Linked DNA regions of Homo sapiens: region 1 is linked to region 2. Evidence: chromatin contacts called from ENCODE Hi-C or POLR2A ChIA-PET data. All regions are on one chromosome and are shown on one strand. The core of a region is the stretch at or near the end of the contact, and the rest is flanking DNA. Distances in the headings are between cores, read along the strand shown.

What was found. A loop is a pair of places that touch in the nucleus more often than their neighbours do. ChIA-PET counts read pairs that join two places held with the same protein, here RNA polymerase II (POLR2A). Pooled maps may share reads with other maps.
Region 1: a loop to region 2 is called in a map of natural killer cell, with 1.9 times the contacts of the local background. The contact joins two enhancer-like sites. A Hi-C loop is called at or near these places in 3 of 168 maps with a recorded cell type or tissue (Caco-2, HepG2 and natural killer cell) and 3 of 50 pooled maps. POLR2A ChIA-PET finds 5 or more read pairs at or near these places in 9 of 52 experiments (BJ, CD4-positive, alpha-beta T cell, Caco-2 and 4 more).

What each region holds. Positions count from the first base shown.
Region 1 is chr1:43,053,232-43,059,125 of GRCh38, forward strand. No RefSeq gene overlaps it. Among named protein-coding and RNA genes, the nearest start is that of CFAP144, 92 kb to the right of the region's middle. RefSeq lists an enhancer at 4,901-5,436. Within about 2 kb of position 4,065, at least 5 of the 41 ENCODE cell types and tissues checked have a DNase peak (open chromatin) inside an H3K27ac peak, as active enhancers do.
Region 2 is chr1:43,005,270-43,011,409 of GRCh38, forward strand. No RefSeq gene overlaps it. Among named protein-coding and RNA genes, the nearest start is that of SLC2A1-DT, 49 kb to the left of the region's middle. RefSeq lists enhancers at 2,382-3,089, 3,090-3,798, 3,799-4,506 and a silencer at 3,319-3,613. Within about 2 kb of position 3,487, at least 3 of the 41 ENCODE cell types and tissues checked have a DNase peak (open chromatin) inside an H3K27ac peak, as active enhancers do.

The DNA of each region.
Region 1 (5,894 bases), core at 2,815-5,314, 49 kb after region 2:
TATAAATTCTCTGGGCTTTGTGTACATTGTTTGGGGTTTTCTGAGAAGCTGGGAGTTAGAGGCCTCTTCTCCTGTCCCCCCTTCTCACTCCTGGGCAGTTTAAGTCCCTTGAGGAGCTGCTTATCTTAGTTTCTTTGCCTGGAATTTTATCTGTTCCTTATCTTATCTTTGTCTGAAAGCACAAAATCCACCTTTATGTACCCCATCCCCACCCTCACCTCAACCTAGGATAAGAGAAAAACCAAGGAGTAATGAAAAAACCCAGAGAGCACCCCTGTTTGATGACCTCTCTTTTCAGGAAGGGAAGCAGTGTTAGTGTCAATTCTGCTCGATTACCTCTTCATCTCTACTTCCTTTGCTTGCTTAATGCGCTACCTGGGAGTATAAATTATTTTGTACAGATCCGACAAAGTATAATCCCAGCACTTTGGGAGGCCGAGGTGGGTGGATCATCTGAGGCCAGTAGTTTGAGACTAGCCTGGCCAATGTGGTGAAACCCTGTCTCTACCAAAAATACAAAAAATTAGTCTGGTGTGGTGGTGGGCACCTGTAGTCCCAGCTACTCAGGAAGCTGAGGCAGGAGAATCGCTTGGATCTGGGAGGCAGAGGTTGTGGTGAGTTGAGGATACGCCACTGAATTCTAGTCTGGGCAACAGAGTGAAACTCCGTCTCAAAAAAAAAAAATACGTAAAGGGTTACCATTCCCAGGCTAGCCCTCTGTAGCTACAGCCAACCTCAGGAAACAATTCATTTTCTTTTTTTTGAGACAGTCTTGTTCTGTCACCCAGGCTGGAGTGCAGTGGCATGATCTCAGCTCACCGCAGCCTCCGCCTCCCGGGTTCAAGAAATTCTCCTGCCTCAGCCTCCCGAGTAGCTGGGACTACAGGCACCTGCCACCACACCAGGCTAATTTTTGTATTTTTAGTAGAGATGGGGTTTCACCATATTGGCCAGGCTGGTCTTGATCTCCTGGCCTTGTGATCCACCCACCTCAGCCTCCCAAAGTGCGGGGATTACAGGTGTGAGCCACCACGCCTGACCAGGAAACAATTCTTAAAAGAGGCTTCACCTTCTTTCCACAGAATCCCTAAAAACCCATTTGTAAATGAAGCAATCTGTAAACACCCGTTGCTTGGAATGTAATGGTATCTCATATATGCGGAGCACTTTACACTTTTCAAAGGGATCTGGCATTGATCCAGCATCTACTTGCACTAGGGGTGCTGTCTCGTGTAATCCTCCCAGCAGCCCCCATGAGGAGGTATTACCACCCCTTCTCCATATTTATTTATTTATTTATTTATTTATTTATTTATTTATTGAGACAGAGTTTCACTCTTATTGCCCAGGCTGGAGTACAGTTGCACAATCTTGGCTCACCGCAACCTCCGCCTTCCAGGTTCAAGTGATTCTCCTGCCTCAGCCTCCTGAGTAGCTGGGATTACAGGCATGTGCCACCACACCCGCTAATTTCGTATTTTTAGTAGAGACAGGGTTTCTCCATGTTGGTCAGGCTAGTCTCGAACTCCCGACCTCATGTAATCCACCTGCCTTAGCCTCCCAAAAGGCTGGGATTACAGGCGTGAGCCACCACGCCCGGCCCTTCTCCATTTATTCATCCACAAATATTTAAGCGAATGAGCCTTCCTGACTTAAGCAAAAGTTGTAGAAACAAAGGTAGACGTGCTGACTATACAAAAGGAAAAAAAAAGGAGCTTAAAGGGATAGAAACCTGTACCTATGGCTTCCTTGGCCCATAAGGATGCCCCTCTTAGTATCTAAGGGATAGGAAAAAGTGATCAATGGGAAGCACTGAGATGATGGTAAGAAGGGACTCTGATCTCCTCAGCTAGGCAAAGCCATGGGAGGAATTTCTCTCCTTGGGTCTACAGTGAGTCAGTTCTCTGGGAAGTGGGTTGGGTGAATGCTGGAATTTCCTAAGTGGTGGGAGCCTGAATGTGCCGGGTCTTGTATCTGAAGAGGTGAGAGATTTAGAGCAAGGCTGTGCCTAAGCTTGGAAACTAGGTGACAGGCCTTGTCCAGCAGCACTGGCACCAGGAGTCCCAGAGTCGAGCTCAGCTTTTCCATTGACCACCCATGGGGCTTGGACCAGAACCTTTCTGGTTCTAAGCCTCAGTTTCCCCTTCAGGAAAATGGAGTGGTTGGATGGGATGCTCTGAAGGTCTGAGACTGCTCTGGTCTTCTAGGGTTGACAAGGGAAATGGCTTCCTTGCCTTTGAGGCTGAATCTGATTTCTTTCCTTCTTGTTTTTTTTTTTTTTTTTTTTGAGACGGAGTCTCGCTCTGTTGCCCAGGTTGAAGTGCAGTGGCAAAATCTCCGCTCACTGAAACCTCCGCCTCCCGGGTTCAAGGGATTCTCCTGCCTCAGCCTCCCAAGTCTCTGGGATTACAGGTGCGCACCACCACACCTGACTAATTTTTGTATTTTTAGTAGAGACAGGGTTTCATCATGTTGGCCAGGCTGGTCTCGAACTCCTGACCTCTCGTGATCCACCCGCCTTGGCCTCCCAAAGTGCTGGGATTACAAGTGTAAGCCACCCCGCCCAGCCTGGATCTGTTTTCTTTAGGGGGAGTGGGGTTGGGAGTGGGGTGGGGAGCACACGCAGGTACAGTCACACGCATGGGAGGCTGTCCTGTGCCAGGTGCTGGAGATGCAGCAATGAGCAGCGCTGACCCAGGTCCTGGCCCTTGCTCTTGGGGAGCTCACAGAATGTCAGGAAGGACAGACACTGAACAAGGAATTAAACAGTACTTCACTGAGTTAGGAGAGAGACCACGATGATGAGAAGGAGCCCACATGTGAAGGGCAGAAGGGAGTTCCAGGCAGAGGGAGCAGCCACACACAGGCTATAGGCAGAAACACAACCGCCATGCTTGGGCAACAGAGAAAGCCTGAGTGGCACAGTGGTGAGGGGAGATGGATGGGCAGTGACATGTCGCTCACAGTCTGGCTTAGGTACAGAGTCCTGTTTGGAGACAGGAAACAGGACTCGGTGACCCCCCTCTGTTTCTTTCTCCCTGTGTAGGGAAGACACACACACCCCCTTGGATATAGCCAGGTAGGGGCTGCTGCTCTTCAGCTGAGCTTTGCAGAAGATCATTCAAGTCAGGAAAAAGTCTGTTCTTCTCCCCCCACTCCCAACGGTGGGGGGGACCTTGGGGTCTCGCCCAAGGAAAGGAAGCACTGCTTCCTGGTTTATGTTGAGATGGGAAAGACTTGCCCAAGAACAATGGCGTTTTTGCAAAACACCACTTTGTTCTGGTGAGACCAGGAGGTGGTTTCCTTCGGGACCTAGCCTGGTCCCACTGCCCCAGACCTGCCAACCACAACAGCCACATGGCGTTCTCTCTCGGACCAACCTTTCATCTGAGACACTTGCTCACGCACAGCTCTGACTGGCTTAATTAACCCTTTGGGCCCCACCCTGCCCAGGCAGGATCATCTCAGGGCTCATGGAGATGTCCTTAGAGATCCCAGGACATGCTGGCCAGGGGAACCAAGTCTGATGGGATGGGGGAACCAATCAGACTTGACATTCTGTTTTACCATTCAAAAGGACCTTCTGGAAAAAGCACTCAGACCTATCCTAGGAGTGTCTCAGCTCAAAAAAGTCTTTAGAGCACCAGAGTCAGAAGGTCGTACTTTTCTTGGTGGGGGAAAAATAAGCAAGCTTTTCAAGGCCACACATACAGTTAGTTGTAGGACCAAGTCTAGAATGCATGGCTCTGACTGTCAGCTTTTAAACATGTACATGCAATCCCCTCACAATAAGTCATAGACACGAGGATAAGAAACATCCTTCAAAGGCGTGTTCTAAACACTTGTTTGCAGAGTTCTCTGGGAAACAGTTCAATTCCCTGTCATAAAACAGCATGCAACACATCTTGGAAGAAGCATGGGTTCTTTCCACATGCTGTTCTGCCCTACGGGAAGTTTAAAATTAAGAGAGCAAAGGGAAGAAAATCTACATTGGAGGGGCAGAGAAATCTGCAGTGGCCTGGAATGTCTGGAGGGAGGTGGGAGGGAGAAGGGTGTGTTGGGAGCTGGGCTTACTGATGTCACAGGCAGTAGGGGATGAGTCCCATGACCACTCCCGTGTTTTTCAGGCAGGCATGGCTGTTCCTCTATGAATCACTAAATGAACCAATTTAGCGAAACAATCATGTCTGTTCAAAGGGGGATATTAAGGGAAAGCAAGTGTGCATATCATTGTATGATCAGAACAATAAGTTAGAACTTTCCTTTTTTCTCTCACTGTTGTGACATTCGGCCTGGCATAGAAACGGGTACAGATAAACAGCAACAGTTTCTCATTCTAATGGAGAGCTACGGTCATGGTGACCGTGTTGGGGGTGATGGTGTGTTCATGGTGGTGGGGGTACTGGTGACAAGTATATCGTGGTTATAGTGATGGTGGTGTTGGTTGTGGTTATGGTGACACTGGTGTCGGTTATAACTGTGGTGGTAGTGATACTGATGGTGATGTTTAGTGGTGATGCTGACTGCAGTTATGGTAAGGATGGTGGTGGTGGGTAGTGTGACAATGATGGTGGTGTCTTGCTTACGGTAGTGGTAATGGTGATGGTGGGGGCACAATGATGTCGATATGGGTAACAGTGGTAAAGATAGGGTGACGATGTTGGTGTTGCAAGGAATGGTTATAGTTTTGATGGTAAAATGACAATTATGTCAATGTTTATAGTGGGGTTGGTATAAGGAGGTGTTGTTGGTCAAAATGATTTTAATGATGCTTCGTGTTGGTGATAATGGTGGTATTGGTGTTGGTGTTAGTTACAGTAATGTTTTTAATGGTATTGGTGACACCTGCCTGTCTCAGTAGGTGACATTGATGGAAGTGCTAGTCGCATGGGTGCTAGTGTGATGGTGAACTTGATGGTAGTCTTGCAGTCATGGCTGATGGTAGTGGCAGCAGAGGTGGTGTTCCCAGCGATAATGGCAGTAGTAGGGAGGGTGGTGGGAAGTCGGTGGTGGTAGCGGTGGTAGAGGCCGAGATGATGACCAGGAGGTTGGGGATTACACGGAGAGCGGTACGGGTTCTGGCAATGATACCCTTAGATACCGTGAGTCGACTGCAAGCTCTCTTCTCTGGAGCTGACAGCATGCTGGACGTGGGGAAAAAGGCTCACCACATTCTCCAAAAGCCCTTCTTTCCACCTGCTGCAATCCTGGTGAGGTTTAATTCTCTGTGCAGGCAGAGATGGCTGCTTTCTGGGGGTCTGTGGGGATGGTGCTGAAAAACAGGTCTGTTGCTGGGAAAGTGGACAGAGAGGGAGGCTCAGGATTGCTGAGCTGGAGGGTGCTTTAGGGGCAGGTCAGCAGGAACGAGGCACGTGAGGGTGTGCTGATGGATGGCAGGGGCCGCGCTGGGGCTGGGGCTGGGGCGGCAGGGAGGCAGTGGTGGCCGGCGTGCAGGGGCTCACGTAGCTGGCAGAGCCAGGGCTGTACTTCCTGCTGACTCAGCAGAGCAGGCAGGAACTGATTCTTTTCGACTAATGTGTCTTCTCCCAGGATTAGCTCATACCGCTCTGGCTGGGAAAGGGGGAGAGGCAGCCTCTCCCATCTCCCCAGGCTTAGGGGCCCTTTGGAGGAGAGGGCAGGCAGACTATGGGGCCCCAGCAGGACCAGTAACTGACTCTGTATGTCCTCGATCTCATTCTCAATGGGCTGCCATTTGGCTGGCAGGGAGCCAGCTCCCCAAATATCAAGGGATCTAGCTACCCTACCCCCACCCAAACCCAATCCAAATGGCTGCCCAGTTCTGCTTCACAAAAGGTCTACCCTGCCCAGTTCTGCTTCACAAAAGGTAGCATAGCCTGGGGGTGGAGAGAGTAAACTGGAGTCAGACTGTCTAA
Region 2 (6,140 bases), core at 2,237-4,736:
AGATAAAAAGGGAGAAGTAGGTAAGAGCATGTACAGGTTGAACAAAGAGCCCTGGGTGCTGAGGAGGGAGCTGAGGGGGAGGGGTAGTGCTGCACGTGACCCCAATCCCATCAAGTGGAAAAGGCATCTTTGCCTCCATTTTACCGATAAGGAAACTAAGGGTCAGAGAGAGAAATGACTGCTCAGATGCACATAGCCAAGAAGTGACCAGGCCTGCCTTCATTCTGGTATTTGTCTTTTGTCACAGTTTGCTTACCCTATAGGGGATATTGGGATGGAAGACGGGGGAAGGAATCTGAGCCATACCTGAAGATACGTGCAAGGAGTACTGTTTGGTGGGGAGGTGGACACATCAGCATGCTACTCTGGATTTTCAGGAAGCACAGCTTGACTACCTTGTAAATGTCAGGCCTTGGGCTGGGAGTCGAATCAGAGGGTTTCCTGGCCCAGGGGAGCTGCAGTCTGACCACACTAGGGTCAGAGCAGTGACAAACTGCAAGAAGCCCCAGCCTGGGAGTGCCTAGGGTTTTCTATCCAAATGAATTCATGGACGTGCATTCACTCATCCGCTTATCCATCTAATCTTTCTGAACACTGGTCTGAGCACTGAGCACCTGGGGCTGTAGCCCGTCTGCATCTGTGTTTGTGCCTGTTGCTCAGCGCCCTCGACACCTCCAGGGCAGGGGCCTGGTCTCATTTCTCTTTAGCTGACATAGAGGAGACTGGGCCAGACTATTCGGCGCCTCAGAGCCTCTCTCTGCTGCTCTCAGGGCTCCCTTTCCAGGAATGGGGGCTCTAGGCCAGGCTGCCAGGGTAGGGGAGAGGGCGTGGCCATGTCGGCCCCTATCCCCAGGTCGGCTGATAAGCTCCAAAGCAGTCGGGACTGAGGGCCTTGGAGCACAGCCATCAGCCACCCCGTGCCCCACGGTACTAATGAGGCAGCCACCTCCACGCCCAAACGCTGGGATGGGGGCCTGGCCTCTTAGCTCTCTGCTCCCCCTCTCTATCCTGGGTGGTCTTGCCCATTTGTTAGCTTTGGTGGGGGGATGGAGGATTCCTCTGCAAAGGACTGAGCTGTGGGGTCCCTGGGGGAGGGCAGCTGATTCCAGTAGAGAGGACACTTCCCTCCCAAAGTGTCTTTGTTCCCTAAGAGTCTGACCCAATTCTTTTCTTCCATCTGCCCCTGGATTGCCCTGCACAGAGGACAAAGGACCCCGGCGAAAGGGGTGGGGGAAGAGCAAGAAGGATCTCAAAGGGTCATTCTAGGGTTCACTCTCCAGCACCCCTTGACAGGATCTCTTGCGTGTGGGGAGCACAAGCCGACCTGTGCACGTGTGTGAGGTCAGGCGTGGACAGGTCTGTGGGACCACACGTACGGGCACGCGCACGGGGATAGTGAGTTCCATGGAGGCATCCTGTAGTAGGGAACCCGCGACGGTGACGCCACAGATGGGGTGCGGAGGCTCTGGTGGCCCCCAACCTCCATCAGGCCAGCCCTCCTCGCTTCCTTTGATGTGGACAAGACTGCCTTTTTTTTTTTTTTTTTTTTTTTTTTGAGACGGAGTCTTGCTCTGTTGCCCAGGCTGGAGTGCAGTCGCGAGATCTGGGCTCGCTGCAAGCTCCGCCTCCCGGGTTCACAACATTCTCTAGCCTCAGCCTCCTGAGTAGCTGGGACTACAGGCGCCCGCCACCACGCCCGGCTAATTTTTTGTATTTTTTAGTAGAGACAGGGTTTCACCGTGCTGGCCAGGATGGTCTCAATCTCCTGACCTCGTGATCCGCCCGCCTCGGCCTCCCAAAGTGCTGGGATTACGGGCGTGAGCCACCATGCCCGGCCGACAAGACTGCTTTTTAACCTTGTTGGAAAGAGCCACTTGGAGATCAGCCCGTCTAGGGGGACTCTTCTCGCCTCTTAGAGAAGAAATTACGGGGCGCAGAGCCGTGCACCCGAATATCCATGCATCCGAATTCCAACTCCGCTCAGAAGCCTGGGGCAGACTCCCCGCCCCACCCAGCGAACGAGCATGTGGCCGGGACCTGGGTGAGGATTTCCTCGCCAGCCCTCCTTGGCACAGAGCTGTGCATCTCACGACTCCTGCGCGACCCCGGGCCAGGCCCTATTAGTGTCTGGGCTTCGGGCATCTAGTCTGCAAAACCGACTGTGTCGCTTTTCTCGGGCTGCGGCTCCGCTGGGGAGGCTGCGGCAGGGGAAGGCTCGGCAGAGCGCAGGCCGCGGCCTACTGTGCCCAGCAGCCCCCGCTGCCCTCCCCTTTGGGGCCCCGGCCCCCCGCCAGACAGGTATCGGGCAGCCCCGCCCCGCCGCCGGCACACTGGCAGCTTTGTTACCTGCCCTGGCGCGCCCGGCCTACGAGCGCTACGTGCTGCCGGCCCGCGGCCCCCTCCTTCCCCTCCCCTCCCCGTCCCCGCCCCACATTCCCGGGCCTGGGGCTGCGGCAGCTCCAGGCGGGTCTTTGTGAAGCTGGACTCTGGCACCCCTCTCCTGCGTGGGCTTTTGGGGTCGGGGCCCTAGCGCCCTTCGCCCACTTCATCTCGCCCCTTTCCTTGCTCGGCCACCCTCAAAGAAGCCAGACTTCGCCTTCCCGTCCCCTGCGACCCCCCTGCTTGCAATGGCCGCCTTCCCCACCCTCAGTCGCACCCTAAGGCCCAGTTCAAAGGCTGCTTCTCAGAAGCCTCCGCTGATTCCCAGTTTTAATCACTCTCCCTGGGGCACCCGCTTTGCCCTGATCGCTTGTCTTTGAACCCCTCCAGGTCCTGGGTGGGGCCGGCATACTGCCTGGCCGCCCAGGAAAGTCTTCTGTGGGTGATAGGATGAGTGAAGCTGGAGACCGATAGGGATGGAAACCGAGGTCTCCCAAGTCTAGCGTGGAGTCCCGTCCACCGTCTGGGCTGATGTCTGAGCTTCCCTCTCGGGACTCCGTGTGTGCCCTGAGGCCCTTCATTCGCGTGTCCATGCCCAGCCACACTGCACACCCGGTACCCCTGGCCTCCCAGCCTTTTCCTAGGCTGCCCCTTCTGCCGGATACACTCTCCAGCCACTAGGGCAAAGCCGGCCTCTCCAAGGGCCATCTCTCCTGGAGAAGCCGTGCCTGATCCTTGGGGCTTTGCGGTAATCAGTTCACCTGACTTTTTGTTCCAGAAGCATTACATGTAAGTTACATTTGACCTTCACTGCAGCCCTGCAAACTAGTGATGCGATGTGGCCCGAAAGTGGCTGGCCTGGGATTTGACCTTGGTTCTAGAATGACGTCAGACTTCACAAGACATCAAAGACGGGTTCTTTCTTCCACCGCGTGCTGTGGCCTTTCTCTCCCAGGCCTTCCCCCAAGGACAGATGTTCCTCCCCACCTAGCCCCGTCTCTCCTGCTTTCAAGCTGGAGCAGGGCGGGGTTGGGATTCTTGCTCTAGGGCTAGGCCAGGGGCTGGGTCCCCTGTGGCTTTGGGCCTCCTTGAAGAATTTCGAGGGAGGATGTGCAGGGCGTGGGGAGAGGTGAGGCAGGAATGTGGGGCTCCGGAGGGAAAGCAGTCAAAAGTGGAGAGGGCCTCCGGAGGTGGCTTTCCCAGGGCCCTGGGAAGCAGCGGCCTGTTTGAATGACAAAGGTTCCCTGGAGAGCAAAGGAAAGCTCTAGAGGATGGGAATGTGGGAGGAGGAGGGTCAGAAGGGTGGGGAGGAAGCTGCCCGTGGGCTCCCATCTGCAGCGGCCCTTTCAAGTCCTGCTAAACCCTTAACAATAAGAGGAACTGACCAGTGGACACACGCAAAGGATGATTAACGTAGTTCACTGAAGAAATACAAAAACCTGTGAAAACGCTAGAAATCCCAAAGTACAAATGAAAAAAAAGAGTATGCTTTTTCCTATCTATAGAACTGGTCAAGATAATAGAAGTGAAAACACCAGATGTTGGTGAGGTGTGGGAAAGGGAGTGCTTTTTTCACTGCTAAGGAGGTAAATTGTACCACTTTTCTGCAGGAACATGTCACAGTATGTACAAAAGCCTTTAAAAGAATTAGAATTTGACTTAGCAATTCTGTTTCTGGGGCATATCCTAAAATAAAAGATTATTTATCCCAGTCTTATTTATAACTGGGAAAAACTGGAAATTCTCTAAATGTTCAATGACAGGGAATTGGGTAAGTAGGTTATGCCTCATTCGCAGACTGAAGACTGCAGAAATTAACTGTCATGTTCTTGAAGAATATGAAAGACATGGGAAACACTGAAGATAAGCTGGTAAGTGAAAAGAGGAAGTTGTAAAACAGCATGACTCCAATTTTATACAGTAACTGTATAAATAATATCTACCATGCATGGTGCTGGACTGGGAGCCAATCCCAATCTCCCATTCGAGCATCACAGCAGCCCTGGAAAGAAGATTCTAGTAACTGCATGAAAAAAAAATAGATATATATTGAATACATATATTTTGCATATATAATGTATATATTGAATATATATATTCAAAGAAATATATATGCGAGGAAATGCAACAAAATGTTAACAGCAAGGGGAGAGGGCATGTGTTTTTACTTTTTTCCTTCATTCTTTCTAATCTTTTCCCAATTTTCTTTTTTTTTTTTTTTTGAGACAAGTTTCACTCTCATTGCCCAGTCTGGAGTGCAGTGGCGCCATCGCAGCTCACTGCAGCCTCCGCCTCCCAGGTCCAATTCTCCTGCCTCAGCCTCCCAAGTAGCTGGGATTACAGGTGCCCGCCAACACGCCCAGCTAATTTTGTGTTTTTAGTAGAGGCGGGGTTTCACCATGTTGGTCAGGCTGGTCTCAAACTCCTGATCTCAGGTGATCCACCTGCCTTGGCCTTCCAAAGTGCTGGGACTACAGGGGTGAGCCACCACACCTGGCCCCAATTTTCTTCAATAAAAAATATAATGAAGACATTACCAAATTTGAAATCACAAAAATTATTTGTTCAAAAATATCTTCAGGATCCCCTGTTTTGGGGGTGGGTGGCAGTTTTCCCTTTATTAATTTACTGGGGTTTCCATAACAAAGTACTACAAATTAAGGGGCTTAAACAACAAAAATGTATTATCTCACAGTTCTGGAGGCTGGAAGTCTTACATTAAGGTATTGGCAGGGTTAGTTCCTTCGGAGGGCTGTAAGGGAGAATCCGTTCCATGCCTCTCTGGTATGGAACATGCCAGGTGAATTCTGGTAGCTTCCCATGTTCTTTGTCTTGTTTCTTCTTGTGTCTCTTCCCATCTTTTTTCCTCTATGCTCGTCCATCTCCTTGTCCAAATTTCTGTGCCCCCTAGCCATTTTTTTTGTTTGTTTTTTGTGTATGTTTTTTTTTGAGATGGAGTTTCGCTGTTATTGCCCAGGCTGGAGTGCAGAGGCGCCATCTCGGCTCACTGCAAACTCTGCCTCCTGGGTTCAAGGGATTCTCCTGCCTCAGCCTCCCAAGTAGCTGGGACTACAGGTGCATGCCACCACACCTGGCTAATTTTGTATTTTTAGTAGAGACGGGGTTTCACCATGTTGGTCAGGCTGGTCTCAAACTCCCAACCTCAGGTGATCCGCCAGCCTCGGCCTTCCAAAGTGCAGGGATTACAGGCGTGAGCCACCGCGCTTGGCCCCAAATGTCCCCTTTTTATAAGGATACCAATCATATTGGTTTAGGGTCCACCCTAACGGCTTCATTTTAACTTGATTACCTCTGTAAAGACCCTGTCTCTAAATAAGGTCATATTCTATGGTACAAGGGATTAGGACTTCAACTTATGAATTGAGAGGGGAGGGGCATAAATTTTGCTCCCTCTCAAATGGGTGTGGCAGGGAGGGGAAGTCCTCTGTAGGGATGAGAGTCTATCTTGCACCACAGTGTGACCTTGGGGAGGTTGTTTAGACTTCATAGACTGGGGCTGACATTACTCACCCTCCAGGGTTGTAGTGAATGAGGGTAATTGCTAAAAAGTCCCTTCCCCGGGTTGGTCATCCCTAGGAAGTATCTTATCTGTCCCTTGTTCCTTATCAACATGGACGGCTGGAAGAGCACTGGCCCAAGGACATCACATAGAGCTGGGTTTGAGTTCTAGCCCCGTCTCTAGCTGTGTGGTCCCTGTGAGCCTCTGTTTCCTCATTTGTGAGATGGGAAAAGTATCTATT